Linked DNA regions of Homo sapiens: region 2 is linked to region 1. A link is an interaction called in ENCODE POLR2A ChIA-PET data of the cell type or tissue named here. Cell type or tissue: Panc1. All regions are shown on one strand.

The links. Peaks named below come from ENCODE experiments on the same cell type or tissue, not always from the same donor. Only the 100,000 strongest peaks of a DNase experiment are listed, where the experiment ranks them.
Region 2: POLR2A ChIA-PET joins it to region 1 with 16 read pairs; 5 of 35 experiments call an interaction of 5 or more read pairs at or near these places.

What each region holds. Positions count from the first base shown.
Region 1 is chr2:231,739,840-231,742,339 of GRCh38, forward strand. The region is part of intron 1 of PDE6D (phosphodiesterase 6D); the gene reads right to left. Among named protein-coding and RNA genes, the nearest start is that of MIR1244-1, 28 kb to the left of the region's middle. In Panc1, no CTCF peak of the experiment used is centred here; no DNase peak of the experiment used is centred here.
Region 2 is chr2:231,616,001-231,618,500 of GRCh38, forward strand. No RefSeq gene overlaps it. Among named protein-coding and RNA genes, the nearest start is that of TEX44, 24 kb to the left of the region's middle. In Panc1, no CTCF peak of the experiment used is centred here; no DNase peak of the experiment used is centred here; H3K4me3 peaks cover 239 bases; H3K27ac peaks cover 2,197 bases.

The DNA.
Region 1 (2,500 bases):
CAGGCTGGTCTCGAACTCCTGACCTCAAGTGATCTGTCTGCCTCAGCCTCTGAGTGCCCTGTTTTTAAATATGAGAAGATAGCCAAGTATCAACAGAAATTTAAGAAAGCATTTATTATGAAAGACAGACCAAAACAAACTAAAAGAAAAAAGTAACTTAGAAGAATAAAGAGGCTTACAGATAAAGACATAAGTTTTAAAAAGGAGCATTAAAAAAGAGAGATAAGACATAACCTTTACAGACACTAAAAATTAATATAATAAAATTCTGTATATTTTAGGTGAATTTCTCTGGTTTGAGGTTACAACTTATGAAGCTGGTTAACTGATGTTCTCTGTCAGAAAATGCCTTCTAACATAAGTATTTATATTTTCTAGTTTCTGTATTGTTTCATACATTAAATGAGTCAATAATACCAATTTAAAAAAGAATATTCAGAGAACAAAAAAGAACTCTAGAAACACATATATTTTGATAGCAGAACCAAACAACTCAACACAAAGACAAAATTGAAGAAAGCTTTCAGAACGAAAAAGGCAAGGATAGAAAACAGGAGAGCAGGCTGAGTGTGGTGGCTCACACCTGTAATTCCAGCACTTTGGGAGGCTGAGGTGGGTGGATTCCTTGAGCTCAGGAGTTTGAGATTAGCCTGGGAAACATGGTGAAACCCCATCTCTACAAAAATACAAAATTAACAAGTCATGGTGGTGCATGCCTGTGGTCCCAGCTACTCTGGAGGCTGAGGTGAGAGGATTGCCTGAGTCCACAAAATCAATGCTGCAGTGAGCCGAGATCATGCGACTGCACTCCAGCCTGGGCGACAGAGGGAGACCCTGTCTCAAAAAAAAAAAAAAAAAAAAAAAGGAGAGTAAAGGCACAAAAACTTATAGTCCAAGAATAGTCCAAGAGTTCTAGTGTCTAACTAATAGAAGTTCTAGAAAGGTAGAACAGAGAGAACAGAGGGGAGGATGGCATCAATAAATTAATTCAAGAAAATTTCGTAGATGGAAAGTGTCTAGGCCAGGAGCGATGGCTCACCTGTAATCCCAGCACTTTGGGAGGCTGAGGCGGGCGGATCACCTGAAGTCGGGAGTTCGAGACCAGCCTGACCAACATGGAGAAACCCCATCTCTACCGAAAACACAAAATTAGCCAGACGTGGTGGTGCCTGCCTGTAATCCCAGCTACTCAGGAGGCTGAGGCAGGAGAATCACTTGAACCCGGGAGATTGCGCCATTGCACTCCAGCCTCAACAAGAGCGAAACCCTGTCTCAAAAAAAAAAAAAAAAAAAAAAAAAGGGTGTAGCAAATGCCCAAGTCACATCATTAGTGCATTTACAGAATATCAAAGATAAAGAAAAGCGAAAAGCTTCCAGAGGTTAAACAAGTCATTATACAAAGGGTCAAATCAGAATAGGAAAAAAAATCAGAATAAATCAAATTCAAAAGGAACCCTGGAGGGTAGGAGACAACTTAGCAGGGCCTTTAAAATTTTCAGGGAAACAATTCCTGAAACAAACTAAAAAATATTTGCTTTCTTAAGAAACTAAGGAAAATATGGCTTCATCAAAATGACAGAGAAAACCAAGAAAGGGGATGACATGGGATATAGCAAGCAAGAAACAGCTGAAGGGAGTCCCCTGAGTGACAGTGAAGGAAGATCCCAAGACAATAGCTCTTTAACAGGTCTGGAGAGTGACTAGTCCAGGGTCCAGGCTAGAGCAGGTCACAAAGCTCAGGAAGAGATTTTCTTTTAAAAAGATAAAATTCATAGAATACCTAGTGTGTTTATATGGAAAGGAGATTTATACAATTAGAGGGAGATTTTGGGGTCAAATTCATGAGAAGCACAGAAAATCTAAGCAAATGACAAAAATCCAAGTACTGACATCAAGAAAAATTAAAGGTAGTACTGGAAGAAAAAAGTAGTCATAGTATAACTCATGGCTTCATTGCAAGTAGTGCTGATATGGTCATAACAATGAAAGCACATGCTAACACCCAATATAATTTACCTGGGAGGATGGGGGAACAAGAGTATGTATATCTGGATAGTCAGGCACGAAATGTTGAGAAACAACAAAACTGTCATTTTCCGTAGTGGAAAGTGGATAAATAATGCTAAAATGGAAACATTACGACATAGCCACATTTTGCTTTTTAGAAATACCAAGATGAATACCAAATAAATAAGCTAAAAAGGATTGAAAATAGTTTTCTCTGGGGAGTAGAAAATAGGGGGACAGGGAGTGGTGCTCTTCATTAGAAACTAGATAGACTGTGTTTTTTGTTTTTTTTTTGAGATGGTTTCGCTCTTGTTGCCCAGGCTGGAGTGCAATGGCATGATCTTGGCTCACTGCAATCTCCACCTCCTGGGTTCAAGCAATTCTCCTGCCTCAGCCTCCTGAGTAGCTGGGATTACAGGCATGCACCACCATGCCCGGCTAATTTTTGTATTTTTAACTGGAGATGGGGTTTCTCCATGTTGTTCAGGCTGGT
Region 2 (2,500 bases), 120 kb before region 1:
CTGGGTGACAGTGCGAGACTCCGTCTCTAAATAAATAAAATAGGGCCAGGCGCGGTGGCTCACGCCTGTAATCCCAGCACTTTGGGAGGCCGAGGCGGGCAGATCACCTGAGGTTGGGAGTTCAAGACTAGCCTGACCAACATGGAGAAACCCCGTTTCTACTAAAAATACAAAATTAGCCGGGTGTGGTGGCACATGCTTGTAATCCCAGCTACTTGGCAGGAGAATCGCTTGAACCCTGGAGGCAGAGGTTGCAGTGAGCCGAGATCGCGCCATTGCACTCCAACCTGGGCAACAAGAGCGAAACTCCCTCTAAAAAAAAAATTAATTAATTAAAGGAATTAAAAAAAATAAAGCCTTGATCCCACACCTGGGTTCCCTGCTGCTCACAGGATAACTCAGATGCCCTTTGCCCTTGTAGAATTGGTGGGAGATTCCAGGAGCAGAGGCACAGCCCCTGGCTGGGGCCCAGCCCTGCCATAAGGGGAACTTTAACCGAGATACCTGCTTCCCTCCTCCATCAGTCCCCTCAACGCCATAGCAACAGAGGCCTTCAAGGTGCACAACTCCTCACCTAGTATGCTAACTGATATTGACTAGACCGATCAGACAAGCAGGCCCTCCTTAGACTCACCTAAAAATATTGGGGTGAGCAGGATGCCATCCAGTTCCCAAAATGATAGCACTCTGGCATCTCCTTTCTTCTTCCCTCACCTTGCACAGAGGAGTAAGTCATGTTTAAGATCTAGTCAATTCCGGTGGTGCCAATAGTAATGGTGCCAATTCAAGTGGTGTCAGATGGTTTCTACCTGTCCTCCCTGACCAGGGCCGGCCTTGGGGCAGCAGGAGAGAAAAAGAGCCCGTTGGCAGGTGCTTGATCCCAGTTGTGACTCCCATAAGGGGGCAAACATCAAAAGTTCTGTCACTCAGAGATGAGGTGATTGCACCACTAAATCCTATTTGCTGTTCCTTCATCCTCAGCTGTCATATCGACTGCTCACCCTTCAATCTCCATGTCCTTGCTCAGGCTGAGAATATTCTATTTTTGTTTTGGAGACAAGATTGCACTCTGTTGTCCAGGCTGGAGTGCAGTGGTGCAATCACGGCTCCCTGCAGCCTCAACTTCCTGGGCTCAAGTCATCCTCCTGCCTCAGGCTCCCTAGTAGCTGGAACTACAGATGCGTGCCAACACACCCAGCTAATTTTTTGGATTTTTAATAGAGATGGGTCTCACTATGTTGCCCAGGCTGGTCTCACTCCTGAGCTCGAATGATCTTCCAGCCTCGGCCTCCCAAAGTGCTAGGATTACAAGTGTAATCTTAAGTCCTGGCCTGAAGCATTATTCCTCTTCATCACCTCCCACCTACTCAAACATACACTTTCCAGAACTTTCCTTCTAGTCAGAATGTTTTCTCCTCCCTTTAAAGGCAGAGTTCGGGAAAGCAGAAACAAAGAGAAATGCTTTGATCTTGACGCATTCTAAAAATGGAATTAAACTTCCAATAGTGATAGCAAACAGTTAGTATTTGCTACTTGCCAGGCTGTTCACATATGTTAATTCATTTAACCCACATAACCACTCTGGGAGGTGGGCACCATTATCACTTCCATTTTAGAGATGAGAAAACAGGCACAAGAAGTGAAGCGACCTGTCCAAGGTCACACAGGCAGAGGCTCAGCTGGGAGTTGACCGCGGCAGCCTGGCACAGAGCCTGTGCTCCTATACTGTGCTAGTAAAGTGTTGCACAGGCATACTCAGGAAGTGGTGTTCATATACATAGCTCGTCTGTAGAGTAGGAGGAAAACAATAGGTGCTGGGGTTTAGGAGACATTTTTCTTGGGAAGAGTCACATTCGTAACGGCGATGTCTGCTGCAGTTCCCACTTTGTGGCTGTTACAGTTGTTTTATGGGTTTTTTAAATCACAGCTGTCAACTGAGAAATGTATGCCAGTCAGATCATTACCCTGATGGAAGAAAACTCCAAGTCCTTCCAGCAGTAATGTGCATCCTATAATATTTCTTCATTTCATATTTATTGACCCACTTGCCTGTGCCCAGTGCTGTAGCAGAGGCTCGGGGGAACATTCTTAGCAGGAAGAGAGCTCACTTCACCATCTTCTTGGGGAGACAACAAGTACATCCATGTAACAATGATACCTTCAGTTGCCAAAGGGAGCATTTCAATTGACCAGCAGCTAATATCTGATGAGGACCCGTGGCTGACCGACATGAAGGTGGGCTCATGATCCCTCTGGTCTCCATGCCCTTCTGAGACGCCCCCCATTGGGTGTGGGTGGGGCCTGTGACTTGCTTCTAACTAACAGAATATGGCAAAGGTGACAGGATGGATGTGACTATGTGTACGTTATATGAAATTGTAATGACAGTTTTGCTAGGATGCCTCCTTCCTTGTTGGCTTACGAGCAAGAAACTGATGCCCTCAGTCCAACAACCTGCTCGTAGCTGAATTCTGCAAACAAGTACACGAGCTTGGAAGAA